3 separate regions of the Mus musculus genome follow, and regions 1 and 2 are each linked to region 3. The links are chromatin loops, found by intact Hi-C in ENCODE. Cell type or tissue: heart. All regions are shown on one strand. Region 1 overlaps Ptch1 (patched 1). Region 2 overlaps Ptch1 (patched 1). Region 3 has its middle 18 kb from the start of Gm30999.

Region 1 (8,000 bases), 520 kb before region 3:
AGGATGAGTTTGGCCTCGTCAGCTTTGCCTTGGGAATAAAAGGTCCCCCAGGGTCTAGTTTGGGCCACCGCTCAGATGGCCCTTGGAAGCACCACGGGGATACCTCTGGCACACACCTCAGTTGGAGCTGCTCCCCCACGGCCTCTCCTCACATTCCACGTCCTGTAGCTCTATGACCTCCACCTTTGAGTCCCTCCTCTCACACCTGACATGAAAAGGCACATGAGGATCCTCAAATACCCCGTGATCAGTCTCAGGGTAGCTCTCATAGCCTGGACAGGGCCCCCCTCGGGGGTTGCGCCCAGGTCCAGGCGGGGGATGCACAGCAACAGTCACCGAAGCAGAAGCCGTCACAGTGGTGATGGGCTGGCAGTAGCTGGGCACAGAGCTGCCCATGGCGGTGGACGTTGGGTTCCGAGGGTTGTGAGAACGGGCCCCACGGGGCCCTGAGCGGTCCCTATTGCTAGGGCCAGAATGCCCTTCAGTAGAAATTTCAAAAGCGTCTCTGCGCGGTCTGTAGGGGGGTGGCCGCAAGCCTTCTCTAGGGGGATCCCTTCGAGGCTGCTGGCCTTGCCGTCCAGGGGACAAGGAGCCAGAGTCCAGGTGGGGCTGTTGCCGAGGGGTCAAGGGAGGCTGATGTCTGGAGTCCGGATGGACCACCTGCAGAGGAGAGACATAGGTCAACACAGGGAGGTAGGATGGTGGTGATGTTCCACCCACAAAAGAAAACCTATTCCTTTAGAAACCTCCAGGATGTGAATCCTGCCTGCACCTGCACAGCTGGCTGGAGGCATATAGCCACTGCCCATAGATCTCAACTTACCCTCACAACCAACTGCCCCCAGGCCTAAGTTCTCTGCCTCAAAACTGCCAAGGCCTGGATAGCCAAGAGCCTGGGTGTCTTGGAAATATGCAACCATAAATAGTAGCTTTTAGAAGTATAAGGCTCCTGTTTCTGGGTCATATTAGTGTTGTTTTCACCTGTCCCCAGCCCTAAGCCAGGTGTGGCCAGAAGCAAATGTACTGTAAGAGCAGAGCAAAAACTTCCACACAGATAGTTCTGTTAGGCAATACATCTCTGCCTGACTATTAGGAATCTGGTTTCTGGGTCCTCTGTACAAAGCTCGGAGCAACACAGTGGCCACATCAATCAAAAGGACCGTGACCAACTTCAAAGTCGGTGAGCTTGTACCTATTTTTAGGCTCCTGCTGAACAGAACCAGATTCACACTACAGCTCAGCAGGGCATCGTCACGGGTGTGTGTGTGTGTGTGTGTGTGTGTGTGTGTGTGTGTTGGGGGGGGGGGGTGGACAGAGGACGGGGACACAATTCACTGGCCAGCCCTTCTCTCCTTCAAGGAAGGCTGCTCTAGCCTGGGACTGGAATACACATTTCCTGTAAACATGGTGGGGGCCTCAGGCAAGCCAGAGTTTTGGAGCCTTCCTTAACTCTTCAAGGTGGAGCATCTTGACTTGGAGGGTGGGGGTGCGGGTAAGGAAGGAACCTGTGGACTCCTCACTACCTTCTGGAATTAAGTACTCAGGATGCGTCTGCATACTTTCAATAGATCTCCAGCCATCTACAACAATAAGACCCTGAAGCCACAAAGCTACGGGAAAGCCTTAGATAGTAATTAAATAACTTTGTGCCAAGGCCACTTAAAGGTACCAGAGACGAGAGGAAAAGAATAAATGCTTCTTGTGGTGGAATACTACGCTGTTTGTTACATCATCTCCTCACATGTCCTTCTGAAAGGACAGATAGGGCAAAAGGAGATAAAGGCCCTAAAAAGCTGAGTCCATTCTGAATAAGGGTAGGGCTGGGGATGAGCCCCTGGGCTTTGGGAATTCCAGGCAAGCGCTTCACCACTAAACTATGCCTCCTTGTAACAATGCTGGCACTGCCCCGGTTCAGTCCACAAGATTAAAAGGAAACACATCCTACAGTCTACAAAGAATGGCGCGCTGGTGGTTTCCTGTGATTTGACCCCGGCGTGTACACTTTTTTCTTGCACCCCATCTGTCTACTAGATCTGCTGCTCAGAGTACACAAGAGCCTGCTCCGAACCTCCTGGCCCACTGCCACAGGACAAATGAATCTTCCCCACCGCCCCCCCCCCCTTGCCAACCCCCCAGGTGACTCACAGTGGACCGGGCAAAGACAGGGTTTTCTGTGGCTTCCACAATCACTTGGTGGGCAGGGCCTCCGGCACCCTGCTGTGCTTCGTATTGCCTGAGCTCCTCACTGATGCCAGACACCGTGGTCTGAGAGCTGTACTCCGAGTCGGAGGAATCAGACCCATTGTTCGTGTGACCAGGAGGCACGGCAAACCGGACGACACTTGGAGGCGGCTCAGGCGAAGGAGTGGGCAGTCGGTTTAGGCCATTGGCTGGAGACACCTGTTGAAGGAGGTTTCCAATTAAAAATGTTACGTTTGTTGACCCGCAGGTCACTTTCAAAGTTCAAAGCCCAGGATTATTGGCCTCTGTGACCTCGTAGGGGAACCCCATACATTAAACTGTATTTACTTCCCGTCTCCCTGCTATCTGGAAGACACTCACGATTCTGGCACAAAAACATTGTCCCAACTTCTAATACCAGAGAAGCCAGACATCGGCTACCTATCTTGTCTGTCCTGTTAAGCCCAAACAGTTATCTGAGGTCGAAAACCTTCCTAAGCTGCCCATCCATTGGTGTAAAACAGTCAAAGGGAAAAATGAAACAGCCATTGTTAATGGATGTTGACCGAAAAGCCCAGACCATCTGCTAATATGGCAACACCTGAATATCTCAATCCGGGGTGGCATTGGGGGGCAATCACTGACCTCAGGACACGGTCCAAAGAAGGATAAGAGGACAGGCAGCAGAACCAGTCCATTGAGAACCCCCAAGACGGTGAGAATGGCCAGGACGGCAAAGAAGTATCTGGAAGACAAAAGGGATATGGGACATGTCAGCGAGGAAGGAGAGCATTCCACGCCCCCGGGCGCCCAAAGGTTACTCTGCACTAAGAGCTCAGCTCAACAAACCTGCTGGGCTGAGAAGTCAACCACAAAACACTAGTTCAAACTTAGCATAGATTAGTTTGGGATTTTGCTCTTTTTTTTTTTTTATTTATCCTTGCGGCTCTGAGGACTAGATTCCTCCACACCCTGCAGCGTTACTTCATGAAGGGAAGGGGAAAAAATTGTTAATTTGATGAAATCTCCTGCCTGTGATGTTATTTATGAACGTGTTACACCAACACAGGAATATGGAATGTGAGCTGAATGGCTGAGCACCCTGAAAGTACAGATACAATGCTGGGCGAGGGGCCCCTCTCGAGAACCCAGCAGAAGCAAACAAATGAAGTACAGGGCGTAGAATTTAAACAATTTGGCGCAGGAGGAAAAGCAGCCCACTTCTGCAGGCAGCTAATCCACTGTGAAATGCCCCTGCCTCTTACAGCAGAATCTCTAATTAAGTCTCTAGTGCATCAGGTAAGGCTTTCCCTGGGCTTTCATTAAGCACAACTTTCTGCCTAGAATTTCTCTGGGTTCCAGTTTTACCAAACAGCTCCAATTGCAACCTTTTTAGAACACAGGAACCAGCTTTCTGCAAAGAAAACGCTGCCCATTCTGTGAGAGCCGGGGCATTGTGCAGGGCGAGGGCACTCCACAATGGCAGGGCTGCTCTGCAGGCCAATCTTTTGTTGAACAATTTAGCATCTTTGAATACTCTTGTTTTGCGTCAGCCAATTCAAACATAAAGGCTGAAGCACCATGGTAGAAGAGGGAGAGTGAACAGTGAGTTCTGCGTTCCCACCATTGAGGGCTAAAGGTCTGGGATCCTTCAAGAATACCAAGGTAAACCTGTCAGCCAGGGCCCGCCTCTGGTCAGCACTCTGCACAGCTGGAGGGCGCACACTCCACGCAAGGATGCTTTTCTGGAACTAATGATTTCTAGGGCTTTGATGGAAAGGTGGGGGCTGGGGGCTGGGGTTAGGATGTCCTGGAAAGAGAGAGGGACGGCTAGATATCTATCTGTTAATGGTCCCCTGGATCATAAAACTGAACAGCTCCCCTACAATGCCATGTCTACGCATGTTTTGACATTAGATGAAAGGAGAGAGAATCCCTATAAAAATACAAATACCTTACAGCTATTGTAAACACTAAAACCTGCTGAGTTGCATTAGTAAAAACCCAAGCTGCCAATGTCTTGCTCTAACATAAACTGTGGAACTTTTGGTGGAGGCATATATCAACGGCAGGCATTAAGACATTTGCATCCCATCCATCTAGCTGCAACATAAACAGACCAATTAGATTTCTGACGGCTTCATGTATACAGAGTCTGCTCATTTATTCAACTCCAGTGAGGACTTTATCCATCCTATTTTAGAAAATGGGAAGCCCTTCTAAGTGCCTGAAACAGAAACCATGATCTCTCTGGGAGGGAATGAGCAGGCCCAGCGAGGACAGGATGAGCGGTTAGGTTGTGTTCCTTAGTATCCTATGTAAACCCGTGCTCCAGCTCCTCAGCTGACTTGACCTGCAAGGTCTCCGCACACCCAACTTTCTCTCGGCTTTGAACTGCTTAGAGAGCTATATCTCCCAATCCCTGCAGACTATAACCACAAAGCAGAGATGGGTTTCCTGCTACCTGCCAGTAATCACAAAAAAAGGCACCTGTGAGGCCAGCATTACCTTTGTGTTGACAGAGCCAAGAGACGACACCTATTCAGTCTCATTTGGCATTGGGCATTGATATCATTAAGACAAAGCTAGTATCTGTGTAAGAGTGTGTGGGAGAAGCAAACACCAAATCAACACTTTAAAACAAAATAATCCCAAACCAGGATCTAAGAGCAACTATCTCAATGGTATTTGGCAAATGAGAATCTAATGAGTGGTTCACCAACTTACCAATAGGCTGTGTGAATACTAGCATGCTCAGGCTCACCTGGGAGCTGTCTGGAAAGGCCTCCATCAATATGTATCTTAATAGCCCCAGATGATGAGGGAGCATATTATACAGGAGTTCTAGTCCACACTGAAATGGAGTCAATCTTCTGCCTACTCTACTCTCAATGAGCCAACCATGCCCTCCATCAGAAAGACCGACATGCCAGAAGCTTGGCAATGCCTCAAGGCTGGTCAATGAACTCACACCCTTTCTTTTTCCTCCTCTCCTCGTGGGGGACTGAATTCACTTATTCCATGCATTCGGCTAAAACTTGTAGCTAAAAATCCTTTTCTTATTTGAAAATGTGAACTTACCCTACTTGGCCAGCCTGTGTGTACACACATGTAAAGCTTGATTAGTGCCAGATGTGGTAGCACATGCCTATAATTTTAGCACTTAGAAGGTGGAGGGGGGACAGCAACTCAAAGCTGTTCTCTACTATGGGAGTTTGAGGCAAGCCTGGGCTACATGAGACCTGTTTTGTAAACACACAAACAAAACCCAAAACACCCAACCCCCTAAAAAGTATTTTCTTGTCTTCTTCACACTTTCCTGCTTTTTAACTTTTTTTTTTTTTGGTTTTTCGAGACAGGGTTTCTCTGTGTAGTCCTGGCTGTCCTGGAATTCACTCTGTAGACCAGGCTGGCCTTGAACTCAGAAATGCGCCTGCCTCTGCCTCCCAAGTGCTAGGATTAAGGGTGTGTGCCACCACGCCTGGCACTTTCCTGCTTTCTAATAGACACTAGTGCTTTTCCTAAAAAAGTAGCCTGAAGAGTAGCCAGAAGGTACAGGAGTTCTAGCCCCACCAGGGAAGGGCAGAGTGATCCTATTTCACAGAGTACCAATAAAAGCAAAACTAAACAATGCTACCAAGGACAGCCTGATTAGGTCACCTCTCCAGACATGGAGCATCGTACACAGCCTCTTGCTATTCTAAAGACATACTAGTATCTTAAAACACTGGATTTTCCTCCCCAGTGGGTCATGGTTTTAATCAGTGGTCACCCGGGGAAGCCAACATTGCCTTAGAGTTGCTTCTTTCTCGGGTGGTTAAGAGTTTCCAAAATGAAAACTCACTGTCCTTTACTTTGCAAAGTCAGCATCTTACCCAAAGGAACAAAATCTGGCCTTGTGATGCCAAGAGGAGTACACAGGCCAAGCTTAGAGTCTCTAAATTTGACCCTGCAGTCAGGTACCCAGCATTTATGAAGCCTCAGAAGGGACCCAAACACAAAATCTGGGTACACTGTATCATTTCCTATGTGTACTTGAGCTAGGTGACCATATTGGAGGTAGACAATGTTTTCTTTCTGTCTTGCTTTAAGGCAGGCTCTTAAGTATCCCTGGCTATCCTCAAACTCAATATAGCCAAGGGTTGGGATTACAGAGATAAGCCACCTGCACTTGTTTCACATGATATTGGAGATGGGATTCAAGGGTTCACGCATACCTAGCACCCCAAAGGGGTACATCTCTGTCCCCTCCACAGTTCTGAAGGAGAGGGGCCTAGAGCTGATTGTCACTAATTACCAGAAGCCAAAGTCATCTCTCTGTAGATGTTTGCAACTGGAATCTCAACACATGCTCTTTCAAGCTGTGGAGTTGCCTCTACTCTAACCCAAGAGACTGCTAGACCAAGATGCCTGTAAGAGACAGGCTGAGATACACCCCCTACAAGACAGAAAAGGAATAAGCCACGAAGACAATAACGATTTTTGTATCAAGCGTCCTCTCCCATTTCAGCTTACCTGACAATGAAATCAAATTCGGACCCTGCAAGCATCAGTACACCCAGCAGAGTGGACACAGCACCGTCCAGAACGGGAGCAAACATGTGCTCCAGAGCGAGCATAGCCCTGTGGTTCTTGTCCCCAATGGCTGTCAGAAAGGCCTGAACAAAGGAGAAAATTGACACGGTCACATTCTGGGTGTGGTAAAGTGCTCAGCTGTGTCTATACTTGGGTTTTGTTGACTTTTCTTATGTCCCTCAGACCGTTCTCAAACTCACTACTGTACAAGAATGGCCTTGAGCTAAAGCCTCCTTGTTCTATTTCTGGAGGGCCGACGTTGACAGGTGTGCACTACTATGCCTGGTTTTCTGTGGTGCTGAGGATAGAGCCCAGGGCATCCTGCAGACTAGGCATGCACATTGCCGCCTTACCTATAGCCCAGCCCCTACCCTACAAGTTAAGTAATTCTTAAGTTTCTGTAGGTGGACAGAGCCATCTCAAAGAGACTTCTCTATCATTAAGGAGAAAAAAAATCATCCAAAATGTAGCAATAAAGCCAAAAGGATGACTGACTTTTTAATGTCACGATAAAACATCATTTATTAGGTCTTCTGAAAATAAGAGTGTGTATAGGTGTTTTGCTCGTATGTATGTGCATACGTCTGTTCACCATGTGCTTGCCTGGGGCCCACAGGAGATAAGAGGGCCTTAGATCCACTGGAGCTGGAGTAGAAGGTGGTTTTGAGCTTATGCTAGCTAGCCAAGCCCTCTACCAATGAGCTTACATTCCAGCCTCAGCTCTGGCGGAGATATTAGACACTGCGTCTGCCTTTTCTTCCCCCCAAATCTATGTTCAATAGTCTACTGCTTAGCTCCTACAATGTTTATTTGTTCTCACTGAATCTGGATTCATTACAATGCCCTGTTCATAGTACTGAGCCATAGTTAATGATAACGCATATTTTGAACAAAACCCAAAGCACGGTCTAGGCTTATAATCCCAACAGGCAGATCTCTGGACTTTGCCTATCAGTCAGCCTAACCTACTTAGTGTGCTCCAGGCCAGTAAGAGAATCTGTGCAAAAAATCCCCAAGGCAAATGGTGCCTCAGTAACAGTATCTGCTACTTTCCAGTCTCCACAGGCATCTCACTCGGTTGCTTGCAGACACACAGGCAACTCACATACACGGACACGTCTGAGATACTGTTTCTAAGTCATCATCTTACTAATAGCTTCAAAACACGTTCTGTACATCCACATCCACAGCTGGTGAGAGCGGTGACAGCTCTGAGAGGCGACAGAATGCACATACAGTGTGCT
Region 2 (8,000 bases), 510 kb before region 3:
CGGATGTTGGCCTGGGAGGCAGCGTAAGCTACAGGGTCGTTGCTGACCCAAGCGGTCAGGTAGATGTAGAAAGCGCTCGGATTAATGATGCCATCTGCGTCTACCAGACGCTGTTTAGTCAACTACAAAACGGAAAGAACAGAGGTCATTCAGGGCGGGCTGTGGGGTAAACACACTCCTGCTGGGAGAGCAAGGCTTTGTACCCACATTTCCAACAAGCAGTAGAATACCCATGCCTCCACAGTGCCCCAGTCCCACAAGAATACCTTTGATGTCTTTCAAAATACACTTATTGGGGGATGCAATCACCAGTGTGTTTACAGCAAACACACGGTTCCGCAGATGGCCCAGGAATTGGCTGAAGCAATTAAATCTGAATGCTAAAAGAGACTGTCTGCAGCCAAGGCGGGGAATGAACAATCTGGAAAAACATATTTATAGGAGGGGCACGGGGGGAACCTGGCAAGCATCCCTATCCACGTCTGTGTGCAGTTAACCTCTGTTGTTAACACTGAAGGAAATACCACCCAGTAAATGGAGGGAGCTATAAAATAAAACAGCATCTGTATAAATTTTGCTAACACAGCCTCTGATGACCTGTGTATTCAAAAAAAAAAAAGCCCATTGCCAGAACAGGAAAACAAAGATGCAAAGCCAGGGCCCTTCTGAGGAATATTACTTCTGCACCTTGGTCAGATTCAGTGGCCACATCTGCTCCCTCTACAGTAGGTCTTGTGGGCTTTGCCTGGGTCAAAGCCACTACGAGACACAGTGTGGATTATATATATGGTAGATACATCAAAAAAATTTCCTGTTTACTTTAGACCCAGGCCTCCTTCCAACGTTTGGTCTTTCTTAACGAACACCAGTGACAGGAGTTCACAGAGAAAAGAGTGGGGGAATAAAGAGCGTGGAAGAGACCGGGCGGGGCGGGGGGGTGGGGGAGAGACAGGCAGAGTAGACTGCAGGGATCTGGATTCAATTAATCCACAGGATCTCTAACAACTGTAGGTTTTCAGACTGTCTCTGGAATTACATAGCACAGCTCCTGGCCTCTACGTATGCAGCGTGCTCTTCTTTCCCCCAGGAGAGGAAATGATATCTCAGTGCCTGGACCCCACCACAGGCGTCCCACAGATTCCCTGATCTCTAACTCCAATTCAGTCCGTCCCTGCTATCCTCTCAGGCAGGCTGGTCTGCCGTACCCTTGTCAGGCCCGACAGCTCATTGCACGCCACTATAAAGCATCAAACCTCACACTCCACAATGACTCTGAACAATGTACTTTGTAAATCTGTCACCTTTAGTGCCAGCAAAAGGGAGAGAGGACAATATGCAGAGCTGACAAGGAGATCATTAACGAGATGTTTTCTGCCTGAGGATAGGAAACTACCAAGAGCAAAGAGGCCTGGGACTCACCCCAAATCCAGGGTGCAAATGCAACCCCTGAGGAAACCAAATGGGATATGCTAGAATCCAAGTACTTTGAATACAAGATACTATCCAAAAGAACAGCTTTCAACATACTGTGGCGTGAGCTGCATGGGGAGGTTGCATGCTTCTACGCCTGCTTACGTTTGCTATATTCAAGAGCAGGTAGCTGCCCACACCTACACTCAACATCTACTGCTGAGGCCAAGCTGACCCCAGAAAGCATTAAATAACTAATCCATCCTCAACCTCTAGTGACTTTGCTCATCTTCTAAGCCACCCACCTACCCAACCTCTGTTCAAATGATTGCTCTCCAATAAACCCACCATCCCATGTCTGAATATAACTGAGACCACTATACTAATGTATTTTCATATAACACATATTTCAGTGTTCAATAAACTCTGAAAGCCCAGTATGGGTTGGTGCTTCCCACCACTGGGAAAAGCACACAGTGTTAACATACTGTATTTTTGCCCATTGCTATTGTGTTAGAGGCAACACCTGTCTGTCCCCTCCTCTTGCTTGACAGGCAGGGAAAGGGAAGTTTTCTGGCTAGCTCAGAGCCAGTTCAAGCTTCTTCCTACCATCTCCTATCACTTCAGGTTCTCATGGGACACAAGGTGGGATTATACACTGCCAGCCCTATTCCATGGGTCAGCTGCCTAGATGTAATAACTGCTCAGTGTCCTGAAACATCGGGAATACCTGACTAATGTCGATGGGCTTGTCTCGGCTGCCAGTCTGCACCAGGAGTTTGTAAGCGAGGACCCCGTCATCTGATCCATTTTTATAATTGTTTGGCATGATCCTCCCAGTTTCCCAGTCACTGTCAAATGCATCCTGAAGTCCTAGAAACAGAAACATGTGCAACACATTAAAACCTGGCCTGAGAGCTTTGGTCCAGAGGGATTAGGCTGAGGACAGGAGGCAGGGTAGGCGACTTGTCTGCAGTTTTCTCTCACTTAAGGAAGGACTCCTGATCTGCTAGTGAATGAACTGTGGTGCTAATCAAAAGATGCTCAGAGGGAAGAATAAAACACACACACTTTACTTAAACTAAGGAACGAAAGCCCAGGAACAAGACAGATGGCTTAGAGCTGCTGTTCTTCCAGTGGATCCAAGTTCAGACCCCAGAATCCACTCTGGAGGGCACACAACTGCCTGCAACTCCAACTCTAGAGATAACTGTCTCTTTTGGCCTCTACACGCACATCACACACACACACACACACACACACACACACACACACACACATCTTTTAAAGAAAACAAGCAAAAAGAAGAAAAGGAGAGGAGGGCACGGCAGTTCATGACTTTAATTGCAAAACGGAGGAAGCAGAGGCAGGCAGATCTGTGAGTTCCAGGACAGCCATGGCTGTATAGAGAAACCCTGTCTTCTCCAAAAGAAAGGAAGGAAGGAAGGAAGGAAGGAAGGAAGGAAGGAAGGAAGACTGAATGAGAGAGTGGGAAAGGGAGGGAGAGAGCAGGTCTCATTATGTATCTCTGCTTGGCTTGCACCTTGACTTCACTATGTAGATCAGGCTAGCTTGGAACTAACAAATCCACCTGCCTCCCAAGTGCCAGGTTGGCCTCCCCCCACCCTTCTTCCTGACTAATTGTAGCAAGAGAAAGCAAGGGGAAAAGACACAGACCATATCCATTAACCATTTCACGCCACACAGGGAGATAGGTCAGGAGTTCCTCACCAAGACCAGAAAATCCACCCCAAGCAGAAAAAAAAAATCACATTCAAGCTCCCAACTTGGCTGCCCCTGGAGCCAGGGTGAGGGAACACAGCTCTGTCAATCTGATCCATCTGTTTGACTTGTGCAGCTAATACAAGCTGTGGGACCTGCTGCCAGGCCATGTAAAGATCACAGCCAGCACCTATTCACTCTCCCCCTGTTCTCTTCCTCCCTGCCACCCTTCCTTCTGAGTGGAGGGCTGTGTGGAGGAGAGGGAGCACAAGGAAATACCTCACAGGGGAAATTTGGATCAGTTTGAGAACAGGAAGCCACAGGCCGACACAGGGAGGCTCTGTGGGGCTCTGTGAGAACAGATGACAAACCGCAAGCCCTGGGCGGGAAAGAGTGAGCCTTCTGGGCTTGGGGGATGGGCGAGCCCACCAGCTCACCACACACAGCTGGGCTTGGCCGCTGTAATCAAAACCATCATTATAGACCTGACAGTTTGGCTACAGCTGTAAAGAGGTAAGCATGCTGGAAGAGAAGACAGGGCCCTGGTGACCCAGACTTGGAGCTGAGCACTGCCTGGGGGGTGCTCTCCCCAATACCCCCACCAGCCTCACTGCACACCAGACACCTCCCAAGTAGACCCCCCAAGTCCCAGCTGCTCAAGATACCCCCTGCAGCAGACACATCTACTCAGATACATTTTATTCCATTTCAGGACTTGCCTAAGGGCACTTCAGAAACTAAAACAAACTAAATAACAACAACAACAACAAAAACACACGGTCTGTGAATGCTTAGCACAGTGAGGTGTTTGGGAATAGAGAGAGGGGAGAGTTGGAGCAGCCTTTTTAACAAAAGCCTCCCTCCAGCATTGTTATGCAGTGGGCTTTGTTTTTAGGAAGTAGGCTGGGTCACCTACAGGCCCTGGGTAGAGGGACCACCGGGGTGGCAATCTCTCCCACAGCTTTTCACAGGTTTGCACAGAGAGGCAGCACTACTCTACACAGATGTTATTTTAAGACCCAAAGCTCTTCCCCACTCCCACTCTGGAAAAATAAAATAAACAGAGAAAGACAACTGGTCCCCCAACCCCCTACAAGAATCCTGGTCTGTTTTCCAAGCAAGGAGAGAGGAGAGCTTTTATTACTTCAGACTTATGTGGGCCTCTTGGCTCCAGGTAGTCAGCCTTCAGCTGCTTACCTCCTGAGAGAACCAATCATGATTCCCATTTTACAGATGAGAGGACTGAGCCTGGTGACAAGTCACAGCTAAGCTTTGAGCCCAGGCAGCCTAAGGCCAGCCATACTCCACATGTATTACTTAGAGTGGGTTTTCACAGGTACAGTGTGCTGTTAGAAGTAATTGCAAAATACATGGAAAATACCAGAAGCTTAGCAGCATCTGCTGTCAAAGCAGGTAACTGAGAGTATATTTGCAAAGGTATAGTCACAGAGACTTCTGCAATACCTAGGGATCTGTGCATGTGCCCTGCCACCAACTTAGAATGAATTTCCTACAATGCTAGCCCTAATGTGCTCTCCAGCTATGGTCACCAACAGTAAAGTTCTTTCAGGGCCCCTTTAGTATTTTCTGACTGACCACTGAAAATCTGAACTTCCACAGGCTGTACACCAAACACTTGCCCCTTGGCTGACATTTACATTCCAACAGTTTACTGCAAACCCTTACATTTCAGCTGCAGTTCTTTAACTAGAAACACTTTACACGGAAAATTATTTTGAGTCTAGGCTAAAGGAAATTACCCAAGTATATAAGCTCCTAGAAATGAAATGATAATGTATTTTGTTCATGTAAGTCAGTGTGAATAAAAAATGAACACCCCCTGTACATGAAGCAATTAGATTTCATCTCCAACTTTACCACAGATGTCCTGAGAGATCGAGATATTATTTCTCAAAGGGAGAGTGCTTTCCTGGGTTCTAACCCAGGGCTGACTTTCAAAATGGCCTGTATTAGCCATTAAGTATGTTTTAGGACTGAGAAAAAAACAAAGTAACTATTGGAGTGTTGACAGACACCAGTGAGCTGGCAAAGTTTAACGGACTTCAAAAGCATAAACAAGAATTTGGAAGAAATGTTCAAAGACCCAAGTAACCAACCACTCAGGAGGTCTAAATAATGCCTCTGCAAGCTAGAGCCCTGGTGTCTGTGACCAGTGCTCTGTAGGATCCAGAAGGCATTACAGCCCCAGGGCTGCATGGTATCCTGCCATCTTAGCACGCATGGGCACAAATGTCTGGGGCTGGGTGTTGTTTGCTTAGCAGCCACAATGTGGTTCAAATATACCGATATCTATACATCTGAATGATTTGGGTCTTCCGTGTGCTTGCCCTTCTCAACCTTGGCCTACCTCACCAAAGGGAAGACACTGGAGAGAGCATTCTACAACACCCTCCTCCACTCAGCACAGCAGACTTCTTTGTCATTGGTGGCAAGTTATTTGCATGTCTTTGGTGAAAGTTGGGATGGGGAGGGGACTGTGGAAAAGCAGAGACTCTCTCAACAGTTTGGCTCTTTGTTAATTCACTACTTAAAAAACAATGCCTTGTGAAACAGAGTAAGAAACTAAAAAGTCAAGGGAATTCAAGTTACTCTCCAGGGTAAAGTTATGCTTTCTCCACCATCTCCCAAAGTCGGACATGGCGCACAGGTATGGGCAAATTCTAGTCACTGCTCAACACCAATTCCTGTCAAATCAAGTTGTTTATCGCCTAATGCAAACTCAAAGGGAAAGTGGCTGTCTTAAGACAAAAAGAGGGGCACTTAAATATGTGTTTAAACAAGCCTAATTAAGTGGGAAATTAAGACAGCCACTGGGATAATCTAAGCCAACAAATACTGGAGTCAGAATTATTTGGGTACTCCAGTAAGAGTAATTTTGCTTGAATTGTGTGGATAATCGTCCTGATTGTCTACTGTTATTTGCGCATGTCAACATGAACAGATGTTTTGGGAACCACTGAACGCCATTCGTATTCAGTCAGCGTGTAGTTACAAGCAAATTCGGACCATCTTATAGCGTTCCCCTGCCAACTAATATTTCCTAGAGATGTGTCTAGGATGGTGCTTGTCACCAAACCGGAGGAGTTTGATCTGCAGGACCAACATGGTGGAAAGAGGACAGTTAGTTGTCTTTGGGTCCATCTCAATATGGATACTATGGTGCACACACACCCTCACACACAAATGGACAGATAAAATGGAGAAGGGGGAGGGGGTAGGATTTGCCTTTTTGTGAAATACGAGGATGTAGCAAAGTATTTTTAAGTTCATCGCCAGATGGAAGGATGGCCTGTCCATATAAGGCTCTTTGGAAGTCAATGATGTCTATGGTCAGTTGGAAGGGTAAAGCACACAGACCACTTTAGTGTTGGATGTTGACACACGGGGAGGTGGCTTGGGGAGAGCAAACCTTCTCTATACCTTCCACTCAAATTTGCTCTGGGCCCAAAGTATATGGGTGAACTTTGAAAAGACAGTCAAAATACACAACAGCTGACCCAAAATCCACGGCTACAGTAGGCTGTAATTTAGCAGACAGCTCAGAGATCCCACCAAATACTCTAATTTTCACTTGGCCACCAAACCAGCTGCCATCCAGAAGAAAAGAGCAACAGAAGCATCCAGGCTCCCTGGTTCGAACTGCCTTTCCCTACTGTATGTTCCTAAATGAGTTAACAGGCTCTTGCTCAGATAGTTACAAAAAGCCAGAGCTGGGAGGTTGCCAGAGAAGTGGGCTTCATATAAAACAAGACTGGAGAGGCTCTCAGTGCTTCCTGCTCTTGCAGAGAATCTGGGTTTGGTTCTCAGTACCCACAACTCCAGTTCCAAGGAATCCAATATTTTTTCTGAACTCAGGCATCAGGCACATAAGTGATACAGATACAATACATATATGCAGGCAAAACACACACACACACTCTACATCTTAAAAAACTGGCTCGATGTGGTAGTGCTCACCTTTAATCCCAGCACTCAAGAGGCAGAGGCAGAGGCAGAGGCAGAGGCAGAGGCAGAGGCAGAGGCAGAGGCAGAGGCAGAGGCAGAGGCAGAGGCAGAGGCAGAGGCAGAGGCAGAGGCAGGAGGATCTCTGAGAGTCCAAGGCCAACCTGGTCTACAGAGTTGAGTTCCAGGACAGCCAGGGCTACACAGAGAAATCCTGTCTCAAAGAGAAACAAAGAGAGACAGAGACAGAGACAGAGACAGACAGACAGACAGACAGAGAGAGAGAGAGAGAGAGAGAGAGAGAGAGAGCAATAAGAAACTCATGCTGTTCCATTATGACAGAACACCTTCGCAGGGTGCTCAGAAAGGGAATCATGAGTAAGACCCAAGAATGACAGAAATGTGCAAGGCAATGGCCGCCTGCCACAGTTCTACCTTGAAGCCAGTCTCTAAAGTAGTGCAGCCACATTTGGGGAAGTTGCTTGTTCTCCTCCAGCATGACATACTTCACATTGCTGAAACTCTTATGAAGGTCGTAAAGTAGGTGCTGGATATTCGGGTAGTCTGCTTTCTGGGTGACTATATACATGTTGTAGAAAGAGAAGTACTTGAACTGGGCAGCTATGAAGTCATATTCTCTGGTTTCCCGGGGAACAATGTCCGTGAGGTCCAGCCCGTCTCTCACTCGGGTGGTCCCATAAAGGCTGACCCCCAGCAAGCCCAGGAAAAGAAGGATTACCACAACCTGTAACAGACAAAGGAGAGCACTGGATGAGACCCAGAAGAACATTCCTGATTTCTCCTAGACCGGTACCGACCGATGTCTTTACTTCCTTCTACATATCAGCCCAGGCTGAGCACGGCATATTAGGGAGTCAGTCTTTCAGCAGGAAAAACATAAAGCC
Region 3 (8,000 bases):
TGTGAGCTGAGACCTGAATGACAAGTAGTGGCTGCCATGTGAATTTGGGACAGGAGTGTTCCAGGTAAAATAATAAGCAGATACAAAGGCCCTAAGGTGAAAATGTGCAGGTCCCTGAAGTACACCAGGGCCAGTGCCCTTGGAGAGGGATGACTGATGGAAGCGAATCTGTGAGGGACAGTGTTGCTCAAGTGTGGAAGTCCAGCATATACTCAGTGCGATTGTCTCCTTTGTTCAGCGATGTCCACACACTCCCAAGCTTCTTGCACTGAAGTCATAGGGGAGTTACATAAGTCAGAAAGTCCATTCGGATCACAGAGGGAAGAGAGGACAAGGGCAAAGAAGAGAACTTCATCTGGAACCCATGGAAAAGCTTGTGGAGTGTTCTAGACAAGGGTGGCTAGCTTGAACCTCATTTATTCTTGTTTACACTGCATGTCCACAAGCATGCATGTTTACTCACAGAAGTCAGATAGGACGTAGAATCCTCTGGAATTGAAACTACAGGTAGTTGTGAGCTGCCAGACATAGGTTCTGGGAACAGAACCTGGTTCTTTTAGAAGAGCAACAAGCACTCTTAGCCAATGAGACATTTCTTCAGTCCTCCAAAAATTTCTGGTTTTTAGAAAGAAAATGTGGCTATAGCCACAGCCCTCTTAACAGTTCATGGGCTAGTTCTGCCATCGTGCAGAGCCTGCTACAGTGAGGGAGTTGGGGGGTCGGGAGAGTGTAAGGGAAAAAGCATAGTTGCCTGCCCTCCAAGCTGTCAGAGTCCCAGACACCACGATCAGCCACCTCTGGGATTTTGCTGAAAGATAAACACTGATAAGGCCTGCAGGTCATCCCCAGCAGCCAAGGCCCCCAAGCTCGCTGAGAGGAGGTGGTGCTCCCAGAGCTGAGTCGACAGAAGCCAGGACTGCACGTGCTTCCCTTCAGAGGGAAGCTGCGGCTGGCCACCCACCCTGGGTCTGCGCTGCCCCAGGATGGATCCCCCCCAGAGGGAAAGCATTGTTTGTGTCCTTCTCTGAGAGGCCAGGAGGTCAGGGACAAAAAGTCTCCGGCAGACTGACAGGTTTGGGGTTGCATCTACACAGAACTGTGGCAGAATTTCAATCTCCATTAGCAAAAAAACAAAAAACAAAGCAAAACTATGCTACAAAAGCTACTAGTGAACACACCATGTCCGGGGCAGGGTAAACATTAGAAGTATGTCTGAATTTACCAGAACTGAGCAGTGCCTGCTGGGATGGGCAAGCCTTTGAAGTTAGCTTCTTACGGAGGAACAAACCAACAATAGTAGCAGCAACAACAAAACCCCACAGACTCTCTAAAACTAAATTACTAGAGTGATGTGGGCATCCCTCCAACCTGACCATAGTCGCCCTCCACTGCTATGGGCTCCATTCTACAGGCCTAACTAGCCAAGGATCAAAAATTTCACATTTGGGACTGCAGATGGAACTCAGTTGTTGGGGTGTGTGCTTAGCAGACACCAAGCCTTGTGGTTTGACCCCAGCACCACTTAAACAGCATGGAGTACACACCTGAAGTACCAACACTAAGGAGGAAGGTTTAGGAAGATCATAAGTTCAAAGCCATCCTTAGATAGTCAGCAAGTTTGAGGCCAGCCTGGGCTTCGTTAGAGCCCTGTATAAAACCAAAACAAGACAAAACAAAACAAACAAAAACCCTCAAAATGGCATATGTTTTAATATGTATACTTTAGTTTCTGAAAATCCAACATAACAACTTTTTAGGCAACATTTGGCTATTATATTCACGCTGAGCTACTTAGGGATGGTGGGGTGCACATCACACTTTTTATGAGGGGCAAAGTACACTCAGATTTTTATTTGAGGCCTGAGGTGGAGTGCCAGCCCGTGGATGACTCTCTTGCCAGCACTGAGGGATGATCATAATTTATGCTGAAACTGTCCACACAGGGCCTGTGACATGCCCCTCTAAAAACAGGATGAAGGTTAGGCATCCTTGTCTGACCCTAGAGAGACTGACCTAACAATGATGCCCATAATCAAACTCACAACCCTCTCAACAGTTTTTTGTTTTGTTTTGAGACAGGGTCTCAAGTAGCCCAGGCTGGCCTCAAATATGATTAGTAGCCAAGGATAAATTTGAACTTTTAATCCTCTAGAGTGCTTGGTGCATGGCGCTCAGTCTAGCGTTCGCACAGTGCAACACTGCCCTCTGGTGGTCAGTAGAAGACAACGGCCTGATACTTCAGGGACAGGTTCTCACCAGGGGTCCTCACTCTACCTCCTCTGCTCCTTAAACAATGTGGAGATTGAACTCTAAAGTCTGCCTTCCTGGAATGTCGGTGGGAGGTGGATTCTGGGCATCTGGTGATCCAGGAAGGCGATTCTGGTCGAGGAGCTCTAGGGGGTTTTCGTCTTGGTGTTTAGGCTTGGAAAGTCTAGTCTGTGATGCTGGGTAATCCTGAAAGGCTGATCCAGAAGCAAAGGAGGCAAAGAATTAAAACCTGTGCTGCCTATGAGACGGGACTTGTGCAAAAGCTGCACACATGGTGCTAATAACTACAACGAGAAGGACTGAGAACAAGAGTGACTGCCTGGTTTCATTGGGATTTTTCTCGTTTAGTGGGTAAAGGTGCTTGCACCAAGTCTGACCACCTGAATTCAGTTCCCAGAACCCACATGGTAGAAGTCCCAAAAGTTCTCTTTTGGCTTCTGCATGTTTGTGCGTGCACACTCAATAAACAAATGTTTAGAAAATAGAGGGAGTGTCTCCAAAAGCCCCATTCCCTTCCACTGCTCTTCAATCCAGCCCAGTCAGGCTCTGAAATCTCACCACTGCATTTTGGGTGTGAGGCACAGAGACACCCTAGTACTGTCTGGGCATAGCTCGAGGCCTAGACTAGACTGCTCTCAGCAATGAGGACTGGCAGAAGTCAAAGACAGATTCTGTCCTTCAGCTGAGCCCAGCTCTGGCCTCTGGAGAGTCCTTTCTCCTTCTGGTTTCTGACTTGTCACTGTCTCCTGCAAGCAGCCCTTCTCCATCGCAGTACATTCAGCCTGGCGTATCCTGGCTTTGCTATGCTCCCAGTTTGCAGAGGCTGTTCTCTGTTCAGTGTCCAGTCTCTCCATGTCCCATCCCCACATCCCGAATAGCACATCTATTCACCCCTCCTGATCTTCTGGAGTCAGCTCCTTGGGTCAGCCACTAACCTGCCGACTGGCTGCAGGTGTAAGGAGGAAATAGGAAGATGGAAAGGGTACATCCTTTGCTTGCATTTTGACTTTCTGAGCATTTTCTTGTTTTTTGTTTGTTTGTTTGTTTGTTTTTGGTTGGTTGGTTGGTTGGTTGGTTGGTTGGTTGGTTTTTTCGAGACAGGGTTTCTCTGTGTAGCCCTGGCTGTCCTGGACCTCATTTTGTAGACCAGGCTGGCCTTGAACTCAGAAATCCCCCTGCCTCTGCCTCCCAAGTGCTGGGATTAAAGGTATGCCCGGCTCCGGCAGCATTTTCTAAGGCAATGATTGCATTTGCATTTTCCTTGAACATAGAAGTTGCAGATGCACAGCCAGACTTCATGACCACGAGAGAGGGAGCTGAGCACCAACTTCCCAAAGTCCAGCATGCCTGTGAGAAGAGCCTCCTTAGAGATGGCAGATGGTGGCAGGTCTGCAGGAAGTCCTGACACGTGATGGCTGTGCATAGGGTGGTCTTACCATCCAGCTGCCCCCCTCCCCCCAAGAACCTCAGGAGTGTTTCCAAAGTGCCAGAGCTCAGAAACCAGGTTTCCCTCTGGGTTAAAGGTTTCCTCTCATTTAGGACCAAATCATAGAAACATGAAAAAGGCAGCTTGGGAATGTCAGCCTTTCCAAAATGCTGCATCCCCACTTTTTAGCTACCCAGTAAATAAATACACAATTCCCCCAAAAGGCTGCTCTAAAGTCTACTGCCACCTAGAGGACTGTATGTAAATTCTAAGCCTTAAGGTCATTTTTTCTGCTTCAAAAGCAAGCCATCTCTTGGTCAGTAAGTGACACCTCCTGCCACTGTCACCACATGGCTTGAGGCCTCTTCCTCTGGGCTGCTGGCCACTGACTTCCAGCAGGAGAACTGGCTGGATCATACAGGCTGTCCCAGATAGAGAAAATGGCCCTTCTCCCCCAGGATTGTCCCCATATTTCAATCCTCATGCTGAATGCTTCTTAACTTCCCTGTCTACACTCTGTCTCTCTCAGTTTTATTGACAGTCTCATGTGCCAAGACTGGCTTGACAAGCTACGTAGTCATGATCCTTCTGCCTCTACCTCCCAAATCCTGGGATAACCTGAAATAGAATTTTATCTATCAAATCTTTAAAATTTTGTCTAAAAAATGAACAAGCAAGAACAACTCTGCATTTTCTCATGCTCTGGGGGCCGCAAGGCTGACTTCTGGGAGCCCCTCCTTTGGCTTGCAACAGCACTTCCCCTGTTCTGAGTGTGCACAGGGCCTGGTGTCTCTGTGTAACCAGATACCCTTTTCTCATAAAGATGCAGCCAGACTGAGCCACATCTCCCGGAGAGCCTTCTTTCTTCACCTTTCTGAAGATGTTCTCTCTCTGTGTTTGTCTATTCTGAAGCACTGGAAGTTAGAGCTTCAATTTAGGATGACATAATACTGCCCACAGTACTGTAGAAACCAAACAGAAAAGATCTGCAGACGAGAGGGCTCCAGGACTGGGTCTCTTGGGTCTCTGAGAAAAACTGGGTGGGTGTCTATTTGCAGCACAAGGGACTATCTCACATCCAAATGCTGTCCTCTGCCTACACGAAAGACACCACAGACGCCAGCTTACCTCAGTGACGGACACATCACACAGGACCACAATGGATTTCGGTTTCTGAAGTAAGTTTGACTGACTCCTCTGGAAAGCCCTATACCTAGAGATCTTGAGACGTAGTGGTTCTTCCAGCCAGTGGCTGGAGAGAGACAAGTGGTTCCTGGAGAGACTGATTTCAACACAGCACAGCCTTCTGGGAAAGGCAGGACACACACACCCTCTCCCCTGTAGCTCATCATCTAAGCAGAGTGGAGTCTTCGTGTTCGTTTTCACAGTTCCACAATACATGGCAAGTGAGGAAGCAACAACAAAAGACTCTTCTATACCCGTGTTGGAGTCCCTGTGATTAGAAGCGGAGACCAGAATCCAATGGGACTTTATGTTGTTTTCCAGTGGAGACCACATAAAACTGATTACAAATGTTTGAAAAGTTGATAACTGCTAATAAACTGTGTTCATAAAGATCTTAGAAAAGAAATGTAGTGCACGTGGGTAAAAGTTCCCTATCTACAAACCAATGATGCTTAATTTCCTAGTGGCATGGCTCTCCTATGGAAGACCTTAGTTTGCAGGATATGTAGGCAAATGGCAGGCTGAGCAAGCAGGAAATCTTTACAGATGGCCGCCAATGTTATTGTCTGAGCTGTGCTGTTGGCAACCATGGCAAAGCAATTCCCTGCTATTCCAGGAGGAATAACAGAAGACTGGAGCTTCACCTCCAGTAACTGCCCTAGGACATCGTCACAATAAACAGGCTTCACAGCCACCCTGACAGATCTTCCTCAAGTGCCTCCCAAGCAATTGCCCTGCTTTCCCCTGAACTTTGAAAAGTTCAGCATCTGCGGTTTGAATCATGATCTGGGCTCACAGGCACGTTCCTGTGCGTTTGTATATTTTAAAAGAAGGAAATTTCATTTGTACGTTACTTATACAAACGAAGTTGCAGCCTTGATGTTTTTAAAACCGGGTCTTGGATTCTGGGTGAAAGTCCTTGGTGACAGAGGGAAGTTTTATTGCCGAAAAGGGAACCTGCTCATTTCCTCTAATCCCCCAGCCCGGGTGGGAGGAACAGAGTTACAAACATTGCCGTTCCCTGAGCAGAACATCATTTCTCCACACTCACTGAAATATAAATTATAATGAGAAGGAGAAATGTAAACAGCAGCGAAGCCAGTGCTCCAGGCTTTATGTCATGGACCAACAAGCAAGTGAGAACTAAGCAAAAGAAAAAAGGTGTCCTGCTAATAAAAAACCTGGATTCAAAAGCTGAACAAAACCATGGCATTAGCCAAGAGCCAGCTCAGAAGCATACACTGACCAGAGCAGCTACAGAAACACTAATGCTGGGAAACTAGCTTTCTGCTTGCTAAGCAGCCCTTCACTCATTGAGCTACAATCCCACTGCTCTCTGTCTTTGGCTATTTAAACTATGCTTTGGAGGTAGGACAAGATGGAAAATGCCTAAACTCATGGTATGCCATGTCAGAGCCAAGGCTAGTGGTAAGAAACGAGCAGACACATTTAGAAACCCAGGATGTGGTGTCCCTAAATCACAAGAAGAAACTGTTTTATCAGAGTCAGTAAGTAACAACTAATATATTAACCAGAAAGTGGCCTCATATGATTCCTCTAACCTTATCAGTCTCCATGGATAAGTGAGACTTACAGGGGGTGGGGTGGTGATGAAGGAGACCAGTGAGGTAAAGAATTGCAGAGTGACACAGGAAAACTCTAGAAGCTTTATGAAGGGCAAGAGAGGGGAGGTATTGAGTAACAATTTCCTCTGTATTGAAACAGTCCCTGGAGGAGAGGGGAGGCTCCAAGACTCAGGAAGTTAACAACTCACAAGTTTCAGGAAGTTTCCAAAACTAACAAGATTTGCAAAGCCCATCCCCACCTCCATCCCCATCTCCACCCTCATGGAAGCAGTAACAATTGATAGGGGGGAAGACTCCAGCCAGCCCTGCAGTCTTAGAGAGACTCTTGTATCTCTCAAGTTGCCTGCAAGTTGTGCAGAGAGCTCCATGGCTGCAGTTTTCATGAAGTATCATCCACACCAAGATGGGCGTTGTTGTTGTTGTTGTTGTTGTTGTTGTTGTTGTTGTTGTCTTTGTGTGATGTATCAGCCTTTGAGTCATCCTTGCTCCTGTATGGAAGCCCAACAAACTCATTGGTTCCCCAGTATGGAGTTTGGTTGAATCATTTCTCTTGTCTGTTGTTGGGCCCAATTGGGTGAGTAGATATTTACTCACATCTCCCCAAGAAAAGACACATAACAGGTGAGAACAGATGAGGGATGCATAGAGATGTGTGGATGGAGTCTCTTTACTAATGGTACATAGTGGAGGATAGTTAGATGCTGACAAGAATGATCCAGAACAGCTGAAGATTGCCTGTACATAGAGGGTTTGCTGTAAGGATGCCACTAAATCACTGTTTGTAATGACAAAAATAGAAAGCAACCTTGTCTGATGGGGGCACTTACTAAATATACCAGAAATATGTGTCCATTAAGAGTGATATCATGTACCAATATCTATATCTACTTTCATAAATTTATTATTTTTTATTTTTACTTACATGTATGTATGTTTGTATGTATGTATGTATGCCATATATATATATATATATGTATGTGTGTGTGTATATATATATGTGTGTGTGTATATATATATATATATATATATATATATATATATATATATAGTATTAGGGTTTTACTGCTGTGAACAGACACCATGACCAAGGCAAGTCTTATAAAAAAACAACATTTAATTGGGGCTAGCTTACAGGTTCAGAGGTTCAGTCCATTATCATCAAGGTGGGAGCATGGCAGCATCCAGGCTGTCATGGCTCAGGCAGAGCTGAGAGTTCTACGTCTTCATCGAAAGGCTGCTAGTGAAAGACTGACTTCCAGGTAACTAGGGTGAGGATCTTAAGCCCACACCCACAGTAACACACCTACTCCAACCAGGTCACACCTATTCCAACCAGGTCACACCTCCAAATGGTGCCACTCCCTGGCCCAAGAATATACAAACCATCACATTCCATTCCCTGGCCCCCATAGACTCGTTCAAACACATGAGGCTATGGGGGGGGGCGCATACTTAAACATAGCACAATGCAAAATGCATTTAGTGCAACTTTTAAATTCCTCATAGTCTATAGCAGTCTCAACAGTATTAGAAGT

What was found. Hi-C counts contacts between places; a loop is a spot of excess contacts. Peaks named below come from ENCODE experiments on the same cell type or tissue, not always from the same donor. Only the 100,000 strongest peaks of a DNase experiment are listed, where the experiment ranks them.
Region 1: it touches region 3 in a loop (2.3-fold over the local background); 5 of 42 quality-filtered maps call a loop at or near these places.
Region 2: it touches region 3 in a loop (2.1-fold over the local background); 4 of 42 quality-filtered maps call a loop at or near these places.

The regions. Positions count from the first base shown.
Region 1 is chr13:63,511,416-63,519,415 of GRCm38, forward strand. Ptch1 (patched 1) reads right to left here. Exons shown (of 24, transcript NM_008957.3): 20 at 6,697-6,839; 21 at 2,827-2,926; 22 at 2,146-2,400; 23 at 117-660. The coding sequence ends at 118. Among named protein-coding and RNA genes, the nearest start is that of Ptch1, 50 kb to the right of the region's middle. In heart, no CTCF peak of the experiment used is centred here; no DNase peak of the experiment used is centred here; H3K27ac peaks cover 1,376 bases.
Region 2 is chr13:63,525,007-63,533,006 of GRCm38, forward strand. Ptch1 (patched 1) reads right to left here. Exons shown (of 24, transcript NM_008957.3): 15 at 7,531-7,840; 16 at 2,141-2,283; 17 at 1-122. Among named protein-coding and RNA genes, the nearest start is that of Ptch1, 37 kb to the right of the region's middle. In heart, no CTCF peak of the experiment used is centred here; a DNase peak (open chromatin) is centred at 3,455; H3K27ac peaks cover 983 bases.
Region 3 is chr13:64,034,329-64,042,328 of GRCm38, forward strand. No RefSeq gene overlaps it. Among named protein-coding and RNA genes, the nearest start is that of Gm30999, 18 kb to the right of the region's middle. In heart, a CTCF peak has its summit at 3,944 (motif pointing left); no DNase peak of the experiment used is centred here; H3K4me3 peaks cover 440 bases; H3K27ac peaks cover 1,015 bases.